2 separate regions of the Mus musculus genome follow, and region 1 is linked to region 2. Evidence: chromatin loops called from intact Hi-C (ENCODE). Cell type or tissue: gastrocnemius. All regions are shown on one strand. Links, peaks and the distances in the headings refer to the core of each region. The heading gives the core; the rest is flanking DNA. Region 1 overlaps Rad51b (RAD51 paralog B). Region 2 overlaps Gm46361 (a long non-coding RNA gene).

What was found. A loop is a pair of places that touch in the nucleus more often than their neighbours do. Peaks named below come from ENCODE experiments on the same cell type or tissue, not always from the same donor. Only the 100,000 strongest peaks of a DNase experiment are listed, where the experiment ranks them.
Region 1: a loop joins it to region 2, with 2.8 times the contacts of the local background. A loop is called at or near these places in 2 of 42 quality-filtered maps.

What each region holds. Positions count from the first base shown.
Region 1 is chr12:79,753,806-79,763,794 of GRCm38, reverse strand. All of the region lies in intron 8 of Rad51b (RAD51 paralog B), which reads right to left. Among named protein-coding and RNA genes, the nearest start is that of Gm36048, 40 kb to the left of the region's middle. In gastrocnemius, for the core only: a CTCF peak has its summit at 4,542; no DNase peak of the experiment used is centred there; H3K4me3 peaks cover 815 bases; H3K27ac peaks cover 4,797 bases.
Region 2 is chr12:79,884,680-79,894,668 of GRCm38, reverse strand. All of the region lies in intron 1 of Gm46361 (a long non-coding RNA gene), which reads right to left. Gm46362 (a long non-coding RNA gene) reads right to left here and starts at 2,016. Exons shown (of 2, transcript XR_001780643.1): 1 at 1,836-2,016; 2 at 969-1,522. In gastrocnemius, for the core only: a CTCF peak has its summit at 5,683 (motif pointing right); DNase peaks (open chromatin) are centred at 3,727, 6,395, 7,015 and 7,253; H3K4me3 peaks cover 556 bases; H3K27ac peaks cover 4,643 bases.

The DNA of each region.
Region 1 (9,989 bases), core at 2,471-7,470, 130 kb after region 2:
TTACATTCTTAATTCTACCTTAAGCTAAAATTAATAGGTTTGCATTTTTTCAAGCTAACTGTAGCAGCCAGCTGTTTATACATCTCCTAAGTGAGCGGATTAAGTGAAGCTGTGCTTCACAGTTTGCCAAGAAAAGGCTACATGTGAACAATTAGGAGTTACTAATTGGTTAAGAACTTACAACTTTTTTTTTTTTTTGGTGGTGATAAAACTGGTGGAGTGTCCTAGTTCTAAAGGAAGGCAAAGGATGGTTCTAGAGATCAGAGACACGTTCAGGGCATGGGTGACTGTTTTAAACATTTCATAAAAGTAAATAAACAAGCAAATGGTTATAAAACCAACAAAAATAAAGCAAAATGAAAAACTCTATACCACGAGGCCCACGGGAGCGGGATGGAGGGGTGGCAGACACTTGGCTGTTCTTTGGTCAGATATATTTGGGATCTAATCAAGGGCTGCAAGGGCAAATGACAGAGAAAAGCTTCCAGGGAAAACTCTGAGTGAGTGACCTTGAGGAGACGTGTTCCAGACACACTTGCAAGCATCAGGCCAGTGTAAGAATAACCCCAGCAAGGCCTTTAAAGTTACTAATGATGAAGACAATGCTTCCAATTTTACTATATACTAGGCACTATGTAAACCCCTCAAATAGAGGCACCTTACATTGTTTGAATTTCATATCTCAGTACACATTTTTTGAGCCTATGAGATAGCAACACTATCAGTTCTACTGACAGACTTAAGCTATGAGAGATGAAGGCAGTTCCTTAAAGTCACGTAGATTGATTAACGGCAGAGCTAGGTTTCAAAACTAGGCTGCTAACCCCTACTTCGATTAGCCTTCTCTGGGCTCATCAGGTCTTGAAGATCAAATATCTTGTTATTCTCCTGTGCACAGGGGCTGAGAAGGGTCTTGGATTGCCCAAAGGCCCATTTCAGGAACGGTCCTGACAAGTTATCTTATCACTCCTATGAAAATGCTTGTCACTCAGACTCCACAGTCAGCTTCCTTTGTTCTGATGTTCAGTGATAACACAGGGCAAGAGGTCTCAACGAAGGCAGCACATGCATGCCCTGGCTTGGCAAGTTATTTAACTTTGCTCAACTGGCCTAGCAGCTGCATTCACACAAGTCAGGTGGCCTACAGCTGACCTTTAAGCTAGAGGCTTAAACTCAGGTTAGGAGAGGAAAGATAGGTCACTTCACGCAGCTTCAAACACAAGAGAAGAACTGGAGGTGGCTCTGGTGGTAGATGACTTGAGAGGGGTCAACAGGGAGGCTGTCAGTTACTATACATTCATGGTCTTGTTTCCTACAGGAGAACTTAGTGGTCCTTTCTGTCTTTGCAGTTTCTAGCATTCCCATGAGAGGGCTGGAATAAGTGCTCACTAATGCTGTTTATGCAAAATTCAAAGCAGGGAGAGTCTGCTTACTGACTCTTTATAAAAGGTGATTTCCTGCCCAGTGACCTCATTGGTTAGGAAACTGATAAGTAGGTCTTCTCTGTGTTCATTTTCAGCGGAAGTTCTGAAAACTGGGGCACTCTCCCTTCCTCCCATTTTTGAACAACTGTGATATTTAGACCTGCCAAGGCTGTATGACTTCATTGTCTGGCATTTGGTGGATTCCGATACAAATAAAAAAATAAGTCAAAGACATGAACTGGGACTTGAAAATATTTTCATGATTGGGTTGTTTTTTTCCTTTTTTTTTTTCCCCATCCTCACAGGCTAGAGTCTGCAAGGTCCCCAGAACAGCCTAGTTCATTCACACTGAAGTGAGGCTCTCTCAAAAGACTGTGGGAATCCTTATGCCCCACTCTGTCAGAGACTTGGCTAGGTGAGTTAAAGCTTGCTAGTCTCCTTCTGTGATTGCTTACCCATCTGTAAAATTCGAATAATAATTCTTGCCTCCAGGCAACCAAAGGTTCTTGGTGACCCTAGATGGAGATACTTGATATGGCTAAGGATAAATAGCAGGAACAAAGATACAAACACAGAAGATGAAAGGTGAGGGGGAAAAGATGTTTAATCGCAGCTCTCTCCCTTTCTTTCTTTCTTCCTTCCTTCCTTCCTTCCTTCCTTCCTTCCTTCCTTCCTTCCTTCCTTCCTTCCTTCCTTCCTTTCTTTCTTTCTTTCTTTCTTTCTTTCTTTCTTTTCCATTCTAATCGTTATCAGAGATAGCAAAGCTTAGGAATGACTCGGTGAGGATCTGGACGGAGCTTCTAAAACTTCTCCCAGAACTGCTATCTTTTGGAGCCAGTTCCCAGCCTCTGGTGGGAGTTGGATAGGAAAACACATTTCTCCCATGGTCTCTCTGCTCTGTACACACAGGATGTAGATCTCATGATTTCAGGGCTAGAGGAGGATAGCCAAGTTGTTAGGGAGCCTGGTTTCTAGAAGGTGATGGGCAGCTGGTACCACTCTGTGTCAGTCAGTATTTAGGAAGGGCCTGTGTGTTTATGTGTGTGTGTGTGTGTGTGTGTGTGTGCTGTAATGAAAAAGTTTCTTTTCTGAAAACATTTAAATTTATGACTTCTCTGCCAAACATTTCTGAGAGGTTAGACTGTTGCTAGTGAATAGCAGAAGCATGTTTGCTCTGTGGCAGAGGACTCAATTTTAAGTGAATAGACTTATGCATGTTTAAAAATAAGTGGAAAACCCCCACCCCCAAAACAAACAAACAAAAAACAACCCCCTAAAACCAAACTAACAAAGTGGTGACTTCCAGAATAGGAACGGAAGGGAAGGGGAAGGGCTTAAAGGAGTGAATGTTTGGAATACTTGGTTCTTCTTGTCCAGTTGGGTAAAAAGTAAGTTCCTGGGATAAGAAGTAGGAAGTTACAAACGACAATACTCAGGGTTTTCAGGACTGAAATGAGTGTAGGGAAGGATGGTGGGTTACCATGGGAACTTTTTATGGCAGGCCTGATGGTCTGGCCTGTGGTTCTACTCCTGGTTTAGCTGCAGGCTTTCAACAGGAACACTTGGGAGAAGGAGCAGCCATAACAAAGCACCCAGGAGTGAGCCACAGGGCTGACTTTCCCCAATCCTCAGTAGCTTCACCCATGGTCAGAAGGAGTTGTTCAAAGTGACTTCAAATGTCCTTGGGTATACTTACAAACAAAAACAAAGACAAAACAAAACAAAACCCAAAACCAATAAACAATAAACAAACAAAAAAAAATCCAGAGTCTATGATATTTTGACAGCAAAAAAATTGGCTTCTTATTTGGGACCTTGTCTTTTCTAGGAAGCCTGAGTGCACAGTGCTTCCATACTGCCTTTAACTGCCAGGCCCTGCTCAGCAACCATGTATACATACCTAAAGACAGTGCAAGTGTGCGGCCCCTTTGCCGACAACAGGTTTCTCCCCAGACCAGGCCTTTTTCTTTGTCTGTTCTACCTACTACAACCCACGAGGACCAACTTCTAGCAAACACAATTCCCAATCAACAAAGCTTTTAAACTCCAGAGTCTGAGTGGTTGACTGGGACCAGATGGGGATCACCATCCATTTGATTCCAATTCTCCTGTACCAGACCAGGCCAGGGAGCCACTGACCTGTGGCAGACATTTTCCATGGGCTCACCCATTTGATCTAGGGAAATGCGCGGAGAATCTGGGTTACCCCAGTAGAAAGATGAAGTAGGGGAAACATTCAGATCCCCCCCCCCCCCAGCTTTCCACATAGTCAACACTGCCTAGCTGGGTCTCAAGAATCTTCACTGTGTCTGATGTAGAAAGACAGCCGCAGTTGAAGATGAACGGGACACTGCCCGGAACAGGAGTTTTAAAAAACGAAGATTCAAGGTGACCTTCGAGTTCCATGGAGCCACAGGGCCAACATATCAAACAGAGAGATTGGGAAGGCTCAAACATCTATTCTCCAACACAATTTCCTTGGGGGGCTTGCAGTTCGCTAACTGAACCTGTGAACCAGCTGTATTTAGTGTGCTCTCTGCTTCCTTGGGTCTCTAGAACTGACAATCGTCTGTAGGTCAAGTTCCAACGGAAGTGACATTTCTGACCTAGCTCTATAAATAGAGTACTGGAAAAACACCATCAGCTGTACAGACTGGCCCAGGAACCACACGCTAACTATTAAGCAACCATACTGGACTGCCATTTTAGATGAGAAAGAAATAGCTTATGTTATTTATAACCTTCTGAGTTACAAGATTCTCAAAATACTTGGAAGCTATTAGTCTTTCAGATTTACAAGGAAAGGATCTGAGGCATAAAGCCATGTAACAACTGTCTCACCCAATACCATCTGCTCACAGCCCAGTGACCTGCTAGCGGACCAGGCCACTTTGCTTAGGTCATGGAGAAATTGTCGTCTCTGGGCTCTCTCAGCTAGAAGAGAAGGGGGATGGATTGCTGTCCAGTGTTTGCTCATATCACATGCTCAGCCCGACTCAAGCCCCAGTAACACTCATTCCTGGGGAGACTGAGCAAAGGGAAGCAGAAGCCATCTGCTATGGTAGAGTAATCAGCACCTTTGGAATGCAAGATTTAGAGGTGGATTAACCTCCCCTAGCAGCAGGTGGAGCAGAGGCGGGGTGAGCTCACCACTAGGATAAAGCCTGGTATGCACCAGCACAAATCATTCAAACAGCCCCGCTGATTTTTGTATGGGGAGAGAATACTTAGACTTTCCCAGAGTCTTGGAATGGTCGTGTAAGTTATTATCCAGTCGGGATACTTGTGAGATAGAGATGGGCTCATTTGAGTCATAAGGGGACAGCAGCGATGACTTGGGACTGTCCTGGGTGAATGCAGGTGTCATCTAAGAGGGTTACCATGGAGAAACTGTCTGGAATCAGGGTGAGGAGGCTCCCTCTTAGAAAAGGTCAATCTGAACACTGTCCCATTTGGCAACCAAACTATCCCAACTATGTAGGGCTTCTTCTGGGCTGTGCTTGCAGTGACATGCGTCAATATCTTTAAATATAGCTAAGGAAAAAAAAATAGCAGGAATAGTCCCAGTGTCTGAGTAGAAAGAAGCAATCTCCTCTCATGGGTTCAGCTGGCAACACCACCCAGGAGATCACTGGAGCCCCTGAGCCAGGAGTACTGCTTTCTCCCTGGTACTTTCTATTGGAGGGGGACAGTCCTGAAGGATGACCTGAAACTAAGTCTCTCAACCTGTGAGAAGAAGTTGTGTGTGCAGGTGTGCATATCCATGCAGTGTGTGGGTGAGCCAGAGGGTGACATTAGGTGTCCTGCTTTTCCACAGAGGCTGGAATTTTACATTGAATCTGGAGTTAAGCTGTGAGCCCTAGGGACCCACTGTAGTGCCATGTTACAGGCAGGTGTGGCCATGCCTGGGTTTTTATGTGGATGGTGGAGATCTGAATTCAGGCCCTCATGCCTGCACAGCAAGTGTTCTTATCTGCTGAACCATCTTTCCAGCCCTGAGGAGAATCTCTAATTAATAATGAATTCCCTTATTAGAGTGAATTCATGCACACGAATGGGAATGGAAATACACACACACACACACACACACACATACTAGCAAAAAAAAAAAAAAAAAAAAAAAGCAAAAACTGAACTATTTAAAGAAACCTGAAGCACATTAAAAAAAAAAATCCATGCTCATTTAAAATAAGCCAGGATGTTTACATGAGATGTCCCTTGTCCCCAGATGTATTTCTATCCTCTTGCTATGGATTTTTCACATTGCACTTAACAGCTGTCCTGGTCTGAATTTTGTTTTCCTGCTCTCATCATGGTATCTGAGGCGGCCGGAGGATGCCAGAGTTGCAGTCTCAGTAAATCTGTATTATGCATGGTCATCATCTTAGGTTTTGGCCATCTGATGTTTGTTTCGGGAAACACGGGCTAATGGAGAAGGAACACAGCTGTCTAGTCTGACATCAGGTTGGTTGGAACCCTGACTGCTGGGGTGAGAGAAATTCCTCAGACATGGACATCCAGACAACTGCCTTTGAAGAGAGCTGGAAAAGGTTAAAAAAAAAAAAGGCATATCCTTTATCAGTTACTCTTCCTAGGAAGACTTAAGACGCAGGAAATATATAGAAGCTGTACATGTTTCAGGCCTTAGTTTGGATAATGAGAGAGCCATGTGATAACCCACTCAGCTGAAAAGCAAGGGGACTCTCTGACAGCTATGCTTTGACTTTGGGAACTCAGCTCACAAAGAAATGGAAATCCCAGGTCTGGTAGCCAGTCCCTTCACGTTTAGTTGAAACCTACTACGTTTAGTTTAGACCTACGTGAGCAGTTCCTACTTCATACCTGCATCAGCTCACTGGCTCTGCAAGAGGCAAGGCCAAGAGGCAAAAGAGAGAGAGAGAGAGAGAGAGAGAGAGGATTTATCAGGAAGTATGTTCTTGAAGAAAAATGTTTCTGTGAAACCAGTGACCAAAAGATCTTCAGCGACACTTCAGCTAAACACAGTGTCTAATCCTGGACTGAACTCTAGAAGGCCTGCCACAGCAACATTACTGGGACACCTGGCAAAGCTTAAATATTGCCCTTATATTACATTACAGTGTTGTATCAATATTAATTTCCTGGGTGAAAGAATAAATGTAGTATGGCTGGCTGTATAAGAGAAATTGTTGTTCTTGGGAGACAAATGAAAGTCTCAGGGGATGGAAGACTATGACATCTACAACGTGCTGTTAAATGGTGCCACAAAGACAGTAACAACGTCATGATATCACAAACTAGGTGGATAATGACAGTAAGCCAGAAGCAGGTGAGGCAGAATGTCAACAGCTAGGAGATGACACACAAGCTCACTGTAGTTTTCTTAGAATGTCCTGTGTAAAAATGTAAGTTAATTGTGAGAGATGGACTGGGCCACTCACAATAGCAGGACATGGGGTTGGGTCAAATGTTTCTCACATCAGAATCACCTGATTAACCCTTTAAGGTGTTGAATATGGAGTTCCAGGATTCAAACCCCAAATCTAAGACACCAGAACTTCTACTGGCACTGTCGTCCCCCCGCCTTCACCCCCAGCCCCCTAGCACAAACACGTAGCAGGAGTTTGCATTTCTGTTTGCAATGGCCCAGGTGCGTTTGCATTGGGAAATCTTCAGTGTCTTGTGACACAGGCTCTGTATCCTTTTCATCTTGGAGACACAGCTCTGCAGAATGCCCTTTGGCCCAGTGTTTAAAAATGTTGTCTGCTGACTTTATCCTCGTCCTAGCTCCCAAGGGGAAGAGAGATGTGAGTGCTTTTTCAGAGTGGCCATAACTCATCTGTCTGGAGCTGCTGTCAGAGGCGCCACCCAAAACATCCAGAGAGGGTGGAGGAGGGACAGCTGACAGTTTGTGGCATAAAACAGGTCAGGGCTAGAATGGGCCAGGTCCGTCATTTAGGGACTCTCATTAAGGCGCCTTCCTCTGTTATGCTCCTTGGCCTGAAGTTCTTCAAGGCACTAAAGTGGTTCAGCATCCAAGAGGTCCAGCTCTTGCTGTCACTGACTAAGGAACACTCAGGGAGTCAGGATAAGTAAAAGGGACAGGAGACAGACATCCTCAGGTGTCTCTAACTCTGGGGTTGTACGTATAGCTGATAAATGAAGAGATGGAGGGAGGGAATGAGGGAGGGAAAGATGGAGGGAGGGAATGAGGGAGGGAATGAGGGAGAAAGGGAGAGGGAGAGGGAGAGGGAGAAAGGGAGAGGGAGAGGAAGAAGGAGAGGGAGAGGGAGAGGGAGAGGGAGAGGGAGAGGGAGAGGGAGAGGGAGAGACTTAGCCACTGTAGCCCACCTTGCTGCAGCCATTGTTGAGGCCTGAGTTCAGGCCTCTCTGCTGGCCCAGCTGCCTTCCTTCTGGCATCTAAGAGCAAGCAAACAGCGGTGGAGAATGCTTTTAATTATCACCTAGCATGAATGTGAGGATTTATTGTTATGCTTTCCTCCCACCCATCTCAATTGCCCCTCTGGGAAGCAGAATGACTGATAGGAATCAGTATACACTCTTGTATGGAGAGAATGGAATGTGGGCGGCACACAAGTCTGTGCCCCTAAAGGCACTGAGCAGGGGAGAGGAGTAGATGTGGATCTGTGAGGAGCTCCGGTCCATGAAGGCCTCCCAGTGGCCTTGCCAGAGCCTTTCGAGTGCTCCCTCAGAGTGGCCTACCTTTGTTTGACATATGTAACATGGTCTCCTTGAACCAAGGTTAGGAGAAGCTGCCAGACTTCCCTTTTGGAGGGTTGTGCATACATGGGAGGAATAGATGTCCCCCAACACCCCAACACAAGGCTCACAACAAATTAGGGGCATAGAAGAGAGGAAAGCTCTTCTATGTACCACATTCACAGTGAACACTAGATGGTATATTGTACGGTCCCAACAATGTGTAGATAACCAGCCTCCGTGTGTGTGTGTGTGTGTGTGTGTGTGTGTGTGTGTGTGTGTGTGTGTGTGTGTTTGTGTGTGTCCAAGTGCATAGGTCTAAGGGCTGAAGGTACTTTTAGACAATGAGGTAATCTTGCTTCAACATTCTCTACTTCCCTAGAGGCATCCAGATCTTTGAGGGTTAGTCAAGTAGTTTTAGAAAGCGACCTCATGGCAGAGAGGAAACTGACAAGGGAGAGAAGCTGATACCAGCAGAGTCTTTTTAACTGGGGGAACTGGTTTCAGTGGGTAGTAGGCAGTCAGGATACATCTGCAAAATATGAATTCTTAAGCAAAGCAATTTCCGTCTTCCTCACAGCCACTGTTTATCCAGAAATGGGATAGAACTACGGGTTTTCCAAAAATGACCAGAGTCAGGAGAGCAATCAAGACCACCAACCTGTGTAATGTGTCCCGCATCTCAGACATCAGTTGACATAACAGTAAAGACTTATGAGGTAACATTTTAGGATAATGAGTGTGTTCCGGGTGCTGGGCTAAACACCTCGACTTATATTGTCTCCGTGAGGGAGGTACCACCATCACACCAATTTTCTAAGGGAGGAAGCTGAGCTGCCAAGAGAGTTATTTGCCCAAGGCCACTTGGCAAGTGGCACAACCAGGATGTGAGCCCCACGGTCTAACTCATTATTTCTCCTTTCATTATTTCCTTCTGGGAGGGAAAAGTAACCAAGCCTCAGCCCACGCCATTTTTCCAGATATCCTCTTCTTCCTCAACAAATTGTAATATGTAGTTTTTCATTTAGAGTTCTCGGTGCCTTTCTAGAAAAGATATTCTAATGAAATTCTCTCTCTGTTGTTGGGAAATCCAGTCAAGAAACTGACAACAAAGAAAAACAAACCTGCAGGTTTTCTTCGGCTATGTAAAATATGTAAAATATCCCCAGCTGTTAAAACTGGTCGAGTGTCTTTCTATGATCATAATCTACACATCTGGATTTCTTTGCCACAGATACGTGATTATGTATCTCTTTATGTTTTCAGACATGCCTGTATTTTATGGCATCTCTAAGTAGAGGTGCTGTGTTGGTCATTTCAATTTCCATTGCTAATTTCCTGGTATATTTTCATTAGCATTAACTCTACAATGAAAAACTGCAGAAGGCACGAGTGATAGAGTTAAGAGCCCTGGACAAAGCCAGCCTGGGGCTACTTTCGGTAAGGGCACTTGCCACCAAAACTGACAACCTGAGTTCAGAACCCACACGATAGAGGAAGAAAACCAACTCCTGTAGCATGATCGCCCAACACTGACCTGCCCCCTCCCAACTCCCCCCCCCCCCCAAAAAAAAACATCTTGAAAGCTTAGCTGGTTTATTTTCAACCCATCCTGTTTTTGGGGATAAGAAGATGGCTGATACTCATGGCTAACACAAGCATCTGTGTGGACCAGAAACTGTTGTACAAGTTAGGAGCCCTTCGCCATGCTGCCAGCAATATGAAGTAGTTGTTACCATTGCTCCTCCATCGGAGAGGAGGCAGCTTTATCCTTACTTCTATAGCTATCAAGTGGTAGGGCCAGGATTCAAATCCCTGCTGTCTGGCTGCCGGGCCCATGTGTCAGCCTTATGCTCAGCTCTGCCA
Region 2 (9,989 bases), core at 3,344-8,343:
GAGTAGATAGACCTGGGTTCAAATCATGGATCTATTTATTTATTACTCATTATATATTATATTATGTATATTATATATTATATTATATAATATATATTATATATTACTATATACTATATTATATATTATTATATAATACATATTATATATTATTATATTATATATTATATATTATGTCTTATATATATATTATATCCCCGTCCACTGAAGATTCTTCAATCCCCACTTCTTACTCCATAAAATTGGATCTAAGGGTAGCACTTGTCGGCTCAAGATGTGCCTGGCACACGGGAAATGCTTATCAAGTAGAGCAACCACTGGCATTACTTTTATTAAGGACCTCAGTCTGGCATAAACACTTGCTACATCCAGATATACAGATGCTCAGAGGTTATTGAATACATGTGAGAGAAAGCCCTTAGCTTGGAGATAGTTTCACTCTGGAAAGAGAGATTAATCTTGGACATAAATATGAGTTTGTTGGCTAGACAACTGTGATTGACATCGGACACTTGGGAAACTGAGGCAGTCAGGCTTGTGAAGGAGCTGGGGGTATGTGATTCTCACTTAGAGGTAAAAGAAGAATGGTCTGAGGGAAGGCCAGGAGATAGATGATAAAATACTAATAAATGTGGCAAGGGCTCTGTGAGTATTCAGGGGAGTGGCAAATTTCCCTCTAGAGCGTCATGCAAGGCACAAGGCTGGAATGGTCATGGGAAAGCAGGTTATGGGGCACAGCCATGCCAAAGCATGAGTGTTTAATATGTTGGTGGAAGAATGGGGAAAAAAGGAAGTGAGCCAGTAGAAACCAGTGATCTGGGGTCAAGAACAAGGAAGGATGGGAACAGACCTGTGGACAGAGCCAACCTAGCACAAGGAGGGTCCCGGGGATGGGTAGGGACTTTACCAGGCCAAATCTGTAAAGTAATGGCATGTACAGTCAAATATGACCACAAGCAGAAACAAACTTCATTTAGAAGCAATTATTTTAATTATATCAACTTCCGTTCTGTGACCAGGGTATCAGTAAGGTGAAAGACAGCATGTAGCAGCCACCTCCAGGGGTCCACAGAGGTCTCTTTAATTTCTTTAATGACAAGAAAGACTTTCATTGTCAGTGTCAATAGTGGCAGTAGTATGGGATGCTATGGAAACAGGGCTTGCATTGAGACGGTTAGATGGTTTGGTACTCCTGTGTTACACAATCTCCCCATACTCTCGATGCCGTTATTTGTTGTCTGTGTGAGCTCTTCATCTTGATCACCACAGCACTTTGTCAGGAGTTCTGAAATGTTTCTCAGATAATTTGCTGTTTATTCTCCCATCTCTCCAGAGAGCCTACCCTCACCTTCCTTTTGGCTCTTCAGAGCACTCATCTATCTATGCTGGGGTTATTGATAGACCGGGCACGAACAAAGTTTGTAGAGTGTTGACTCATCTGTGCTGGCTGAGAGGGAATCCCATATCACAACAAAGGAGGGAGACACGGAGCACATCCTGAGGAACAATATTTCCAGGGAAGCTGCAAATCCACCAAAAGAACAAACTGTCTCCAGGCATCACAACAACATCCACTCACACTCCAAACAGGCCAAGTGCTGTTTATGCTGGAAGGCGCACTCGTTTTTTAAAAGTAGACCTGGCACACCTCCTCTAGGAAAGATTTCATTGGCTGGGATTCTGGTGACCTCTCTAAGGTGGGGTACTAAGACCGTCGTTCTGGAGTGCCCTGGGTTCCACTGAATGTCTCCCAAATGAGTCCCGCCAGTGAAGTCTCACTGTCATATATACTGTCATATGCCTTAGTGTAAAAGAACCCATGAATAATCACTTACACTCTCTGTCCAGATCATTACTGTAGACAGCTGTTGGAAGGGATCGTACACCGAAGTCCTGTTACTGCCATCGGAAAGGGTCACTTATCTTAAAAAGTGAGTAGTCAGGTGGTGGTGGCGCACACCTTTAATCCCAGCACTCAGGAGGCAGAGGCAGGTGGATCTCTTGAGTTTGAGGCCAGCCTGGTCTACAGAGAGAGTTCCAGGACAGCCAGAGCTACACAGAGAAATCTTGTCTCATAAAACAAAAGCAAAAACAAACAGCGAGTAAAATGTTCTCATGACCATATTGTTAGGCAAAAAAAAAAAAAAAAAGCAAATAAAAGCAATTGTGTGGTACCTGGCACTCCTAGGACTAGGAGTGCCCTGTAACGGTCACATAAGAGCACCCTGTGACTATGTAAGGAAGGGAAGGGAGCACTTTGTGACTGCACAGAAGGCAGAACCCTCTGACTGTACAGGAGGGAGCACCCTATGACTCTTTACAGAAGGGAGCACCCTGTAACGGCACAGACTGGAGCACTAACTATGACATGAGAAGGGAATCGAGACCTCCTCCTTCACCCTCAGAAGAGTTCTGTTCTCTTCCTGTGTCAGGATGACCCCCTGCATCTGAATTCTCCTAGTCCTTTCCCTTTCCCCGTCCAAAACAGATGCTGGTGACAGCTGGGGAATGCATAGCAATAAAGAGTTATTGGACAATGGTCAGAGCCAGCCAAAGTGTGACTAGGCTGCCTTTTGGTGGCAAGTTGCCTGTCACCAGAGGCAACCAAACACGAGCCCAACACCTCTCAGCAGGGAGAACAGGAGGATTCCACCCAAGTTTCTCCAGGACTTAGGAGCAAAGACACAAAGACATACCTATTAGACCTTTTCTTTCTTCTAGATCCTTCTATTAAAATGTATCTGGCCCATAGATTACACCCTGGATATGAACTAATCATTTTTTAATAAGGACATGTGATTCATTGGTGTGAGGGTTTAGGTTCAGATAAATCTGTCTTCCCTTCCCTCAGTATTCATGGGTTCTTTTCTAATCAAGCCATGGTTCAAGAACCTTGAATTTAATACAGATTCTGAGGAAATGTCACAGGTGGCCAGGAACATCTCTGGTGGCACTTTGGAGGGATAACTTCTGGAGCTCAAAATTCCCAACTTCCCCAATTTCTAGAGCCCGAACAATTGGCCTCAGAGGTTTCCAGGAGATCTGAATTTTTAGACAACTTGGACATCCTGAAATCAAATGCAGATGAGGTCTTAAGAACTGGAAGAGGTCTCAGAGGGTAGCTAACAACTTTGAGAATTCCCAGAAGTCCCCCAGAAGTGACAGCTCCCAATCAGGGAGCTCAGGAGAGAAAAGACAGAAAAGGGAACAAGCTCAGAGGGGCCAGGGGCCTCAGGGTCTCCCTGTTACCTGTAGGATGCCCCCATCATGGCCCTGGTGGGAGGATGATCCTCATGTCTCAGGCCCTGTGCATTGTTTTGCCCCACCAGCACCCACTCCATGCTCATTATGGCCTGCACCTCTGGCTCCTCAGCTCCTCCTGAGCTGTTGGCCAACCTTGTACCTAGATCACCGCCCAGTCTCCTCTCTCTTCCCCTCTGTTGTGAACACAGGATGGGACCTGAGGAGGTCACAGCTCGGGCAAAGAGGGAGGGGCAGGACCAGCTCAAAGCTGCAGGGAGTAAATCAAACTGCTCTCTTCCTTGGGCTGTCTGACTGGCCTTGCAAGCCTTTCCAATCAGGGAGTCTAAAGTTACCATATTGACAGCATCTGCAGCCAAGCCCAGCTCTAAAGGAGATGAATAGCAGTGACGCAGGAGCCCAGTGGAGGTAAGTGGTTGGGCTGGGCTGGGGGGAGGAGAAGGGGGAGTCCCAGAGGAAAAGGACAATCTCAGCAGGGGTTCTGGGCACTAGAGAAGTGGGGGCAAGACGGGAAGCAGGCCAGCAGCCTCCTAGACCAAGAGAAGCAAGGAGGAGAGAGAAAAACGCGTCTGGCTTCAGAGAGTTCTTAAAAAGCTGTTCCAGGCTTTTTCTGTCTCCAGGAGGTTTCACTGAGCCTCCAAAGCAGGACCCCTAAAAGTTGAGTTTCCATGTGTACATAGTGGTGGGGTCTCCATTGGGTTTTGCTTTGGATTCGTTTAGTAAAGTGACTGCATCTTGTATGTCCCCTTCCTAAGTAGTCTTGACCAGCCCATGAAGAAATGGAAAAGGACTCCATTGATAATAATGGCCTGGAGGTCAGAGTGATTTAGCTGTGGACAATGAGACCAGGGAGGCCGAGGAGTGTTCGATGTCGGGGTGTCTCAATATGCTTTGCTCGGGCCTGGCCTGTTCTTTCTTAGGGAGGAAGGATACCTTGGAAAAGTACACAAGACAGATGACCCTGTCCCTCAGAGAGCATCAGCTAGAAGGGACCTATGTATTCCAAGGAGGAGGAAGACTAGAGGACCAGGCTGCGTCCCCTCCCTTCATGATTCACTACAGATACGTGCATTCCGAGCTCTGTGGAGTGAGTGGGTACCTAGCCCATCTAACTCTCCCCACTTGAGCTAAAGCGTCTTCACAGCGATAGGTTTTCTGTACCGTCTTCTCTATAAGTTTTCATGCCATTTTTCTGTCTACTTCAGCGACTACAGTAAATGCAGACATCATTGTGACAAGAAGGAAGGCAGATGGGGATATCCCTAGAGATGGTCTGGATGTGGCAGGGGTTTCTGAGGAAGGGGGCTAGCCTAAGGAGAGACCTAGATCAGCATTAACATGAGGACTAACCCCAGCATCTAAAACTCTGAAACCTGGACCCAGACCTCTATATATGGGCTGTTCACCTATCTAGTCCATGAGTGCTGTTCTTGGTAAGAGGTAGTAAGAGACAGGAGCTAATGGTGTGGTCAAGCTAAGGCCTTCCCTACATAGGTAGGACATTCAGCACTCATCCACATCTAGAAATGGTAGGTGACGTAAGTAAGTCCTGATGGACACAGCTCGCTTGTCTCATGGCCCAGTATCCCTAAGTGCTCCCCAGTAAGAGTAACCTGCTAAGAACTGGGCAGACTGCTTACCCAGAGTGACAGCTCCTATACCCACTGACCTTTGCCCTGACCTGTTGTCAACAGTAGCTGGAAGTCCTCCTTTTTCCTCCTCCTACCTCTTAGATCTCTCCCTCTGTCTCCTCCCCAGCGTCTTTTGCTGCTGCCGCATCAAATGGTGTCTTCTCTAGGTTTGGGCTTCTGTTTGCTCTTTCAGATATGTTTGTTCTGCTTGAGTGACCTTATTACTCTGCTGGCTTCACTTACCACCCATGCTCTACGATCTCAGGCCCAGCCATCTTCCTGAATTTCCCACATGTATTTCCAAATGCCTACAGGACACTTCGAGCTGGGCATTGTGTGGTTCTCTCCAATCACACATGTCTAAAGCATATTGGTTATCATGACCCTGCCTCCTATGACAATCGCCTCACATGTTCCTCCCCTGTCTCTTTTATGTCAGTTGACAAAATTGCTATCCCACAGATACCCAAATGGAAAACTTAAAACCACTCTTGATCTTCCCTCTCTCACTGACATCTGCCCTTTCCATCTGTGCCAACATCAACCTGAATGTGACACACACACACACACACACACACACACACACACACACACACACACACCGGCTATGGCAGATTCCCTCTGGGATCTGGCCACTCTTGGTTCTCTCTCTACTCTACAAATGGGAGACAACTGTTCAAACACAGTAGCTGTTTGTGCTAGTCTTTGTGTTCAGAACTGGTATGGGTGGGGTGTTTGGTGTTTTATCTGTGAACTGGATGTGTGCCTAGCTAGTGCTCACAGAAGCCAGAAGAGGGAGTTGGATTCCATGGAACTGGAGTTACAGGCCCATGTAAGCTACCTTGTGGGTACTAAGACTCAAACTCGAGTCATCTTGTAAAACAGACAGTGCTCTTAACCTCTGAGCCATCTCTCCAGCTCCACAGACAGTTTCATGACCTCAGACCCGCTCTAGAACCACGGATGACCTTTGAATTTCTGATTATCTTGCTTCTATCTCCACCCCAAACCCGGGGGTTATATGTGTGCTTGCACCACACATGGTTTCTGCCGAGCTGGGAATTCAACACAGGTCCTCATACGTGCTAGGCAAGCACTCTACCTACTAAGCCACATGAGCCCTTTCCTTGCAATCCTTTTTTATATTCCATATTCCACTTCATGTTGAACCCCAAGCCTATCTAAATAACAAATGGATAATTGATATTTTGGAAATCAATGTGGGGTCCTTAAAGGAGAATAAAGACCTTAGGGATGACCCCTTCTGTCCTCATGTTTACTCTGGTGGCTCCTCTTCTCAAATCTCCAGTGTTTCTCACACTGTTTCTGCCCCAGGTGTCTCCTGTCCAGATACATAGACAAGACACCAAGGGCAAGGGCATTCTGGTTCCATTCCAAGACAATGACTGGCACACAGTAGGGCCCTGAAACAGGCCAGCTGACTGTCAGGGGCATGAGGCAAGGGGAAGTGGCCGTTTGCTGCTACCATATCCAGTGGCCAAGCTGTTTGGATGGAAAAGGGCTTCACTGACAAGTGTGGAGCTGGACGCACACACCTCTTGCTCAAGAAAAACAGCTTTGTCCCCGTGTCTTGCCCTTTAAAATACCCCATGTACAGCCAAAGAAGAGAACCAAGAGCCAGACACATGCCCGTGGGATCTGATGGTCAATGGTCTGCTCTTATCATCCTGAGCAGAAAGTCAGCGGGCTAGAGCCAGTCCTAAGACTTGGCTTCTCCTTTCAAATGATCTGTGCAGACCCAATTCTATTTCTATCCCAACAACAAGGTATTTATTTCTTTTTCAAGGATCTCAAGTGAAGCCTAGCTTCTCAGTTGTTCCCACATCCCGTTCCTGGAATTCCCTAATTTCTATTCCCTGAGACAAGAATAATTGAATACAGGGCTTTGTTGGTCTTTGGCAAAGCACTTAGAATCGCTGCTGGCTTTGGCAGGATGGGGGCAAGGTGGACAGGTAACCAACCGTAAGAAATTCCAATAAAAATTCTGAGTAAAGGTACGCTTCAAATTAAGAGTTAGATTTTGTGTGTATGAGAGAGAGTTGTTTCAGGCTAGGTGCCTGCTCTCGGAACGTTCTGGGCATGTGCCAGTGTGCTTGGCGTCCCCTGTCATTGTTGACTCTTGCAAATTTCACACATGCTCACCTCATCTTCCTTTCTTTTTACAATCTCCCCAGAAAGCACCCCACCTCTGACCTGAGCATTTCATTAGTCCTCCCTCCTTAGAGGCCATTTGGGATTTTTCTTGACAGTCGTTTTATTCACTCTGGCTCAGACCTGCCAGCCCAGCTTTTCTCAGCCAAGCCTCCAAAGGAAACATGATCTGCTTGCTGCGTCAGATCACTTGGAAATAGATACGACTGGCTTGGAGTCACTCCACGCAGGGCTGTAAAATTGCTCTCCTCCTTCTAAGTGGGTTGGGTCAAGCCCAAGCTGAGGCAAGAGGTTTCCAAGGAACACGGAGCACAGGCTGTAGTAAGTGGCAGTGATGGAGACAGTGGCTCGCTCACTTTGGAGTCAGTATTAACCTTCCATTGTGAAGGGTGACCTTCATGGTCAAGCACAAGCAAGACACTGGGGTCTTTGCTGGGGTGCCTGAATCATTTTACAAGGGTGATGAGGATTCAGGCTTGCTGTGAATCTCTTCATTCAAGCCAAGTTCTAGTGTAAAGTTTTGCTATTTCCAAGAAGGTTAGTCGATTTGATTTCAAGATGTATGTGTCTTGTGCAAAGTTTGTTAAGGTATCTACTCTTCTATTGGGCCACACTAACAAATACCATCAAAGTTCTGATACTCTTTCCAAGGTTTCCTTGGAATTCCAAATAGGATTAAAATACTGCTTGGCTCCTCTTTTCTTGTTCATTTTAAATTGTATTTTATATGTCTGGATGGTTTGCCTGCATGTATGTACACCATGTACACAGAATAAGAAGGCCAGAAGACAGCATTGGATGCCCCCAGGAACTAGAATTATAGGCGTTGTGAGCCATGATGTAGGTGCTGGAACTTAAATCCAGCCCTCTGGAAGAACAACAAGTTCTCTTAACTGAAGAGCCGTTTCCAGCCCCTGGCTTCCTTTCTCACTGCTGTTTCATTCTGATGCCTGGGAGTCAGCCTGGTCTAATGAGTAGGGCTCTTAGGTGGGAGTCCCAGGTCTCAGCAATGCCAATCAAAGCAAGTCCTTTAATGTGCGTCAATTGCCTCATCTATGAAATGTGATTTGTGCTAAGTGCTTTGACCATCACAGAGCACTGTATAAAGACAGGGAAGGGTTGCTCTCAGCTGTAGCTATGGGATTGAAAACAAGGTTTTCTGGGGGTTTTATGGAAGCTGTGAGTTAAAACATGACAGGCAGACAAACATGACAGGCCAGAAGGCAGGACGATGACTATCCCATTAGAAACACGCTGCAAACTCTCTAAGCTCATCTGTCAGGATTTTCATATAACCTTTCATTTTAAACAATAGAATTAAGTTACTAAATCTCATGCCTGGTAAAATAATTTGCCCCTGCCCCCTTTTTTTCCTGCCAGGGACACAGAAACAATTCTCGTTGCTTAATTATTTTCTGGAATGATAAGGCACTCACTGACAGATCGAAGAAATGATTCCATCTGAGTCTATCCTGGTAAAGCAAGGTATTGGGGTTACAAGAGCACATGAAGTGGCCTCCATGCAAAGGGGAGGACTTTAAGTAGGGATGTAAAGTGGGAGGCATGCGAAGCGGGGAATTGGGAGCAGAGGAAAGGGGTAGACAGAATCTCTGGGATTGGTCTGGTTATCTGTCCCTTCTCCTAGTGAATCTTTAACGGCCTCATTCCTGTTTCTATAGACCTTGCTACCATTATATCTGCTCTGAAATGTGTGACAGTCTCGCCAAGGCCTGAGGAAGCTGTTTCTCTGCGGCTGTTTTGGTATTCAACCACTTGCCTTTGCCAAACAGCTTCTCAGTCCTAGAGATCTGGGGAGATCTAAGAGCAAAAGTCCTTAACTTCAAGACCAGCCCCTCGGGAGGTCTGAGCTTATAAATAGCTAACCATGGAGAAGGAGGCAGAGGGGAGCAGAAGAGTCACAATGGAGCAGTGGTTGGCAGAATGTGGTCCTAGGGCCAAACCCAGCTCCTGTTCTACTTCTGTAATGTGAGTTTGATTAGAACCAAGCTCATTTGTCTGCATGCTGGCAATGGCTGTTTTTGTACTACAGTGGCAGAACTGAGTAGCCGTGACAGAGACAGTGAGTGTCATGACTCAACTTGATTGCCAGGTTGGCTGAAAGGGCTTAAGAAATTAGTAAAGGGAACTTCAGGGTACTTCCCTCTGCAAGGATGATCCAGAGAACAGTAGATAAGGAGACAGACTTGCTATGACTGTGGTGACGCCATCTCAGCTGGGTGGATGCTCACACAGAATTAAAATAGGAAAAGACTCAGGAGGCAGAATTAAGAACATTATCTTGGGTTTGAGGCCAGTCTACTCTGCACTGTGAGTTCCAGCCAGGGAATCATAACAAGATCCTGTCTCAATAAAAACAAAACCAGGGTCTGTCACCGTGACTTACACTCTAATCCCAGCCATTGGGAGGCAGAGGCAGGAGGATCTCTGCAAGTTCTAGGTCAGCCTGATCTAGACAGTGAGTTCTAGGTCAGCTAAACAAGACCCTGTTTCAAAAAAACAAAGCAAAATAAAACAAAATAAAAGACAAATGTGAGATAGGGGCAGGGAAGGTAACCCTGTCTCAGCTTCCTGGCTGCCTTGAGGCAAGCTGCTATTCATTGTCCTGCCTTCTATGCCAGGATGGATTGAAACTCTGAAAACTATGAACAAAATAAATGTCTCCTCCCTTAAATTGTCCGGGTCATGATTTTGTCACAGTAACATGAAGTCTGACTAACACAGACAGCCTGACTCTCAAAGCTTAAAATATTTGCTTTCTCATCTTTTAAAGAACACATTTGTTGAGCTCTGACTTAAGGGAAACAAGTCTTACAAAAGTTTAATTTGGATTAAAGTAGGACCAGGAGAAACACAGCCCAGTTTACTGGAATAGTGAACACAAAGAGACAGAGGCAGTAGAGGATC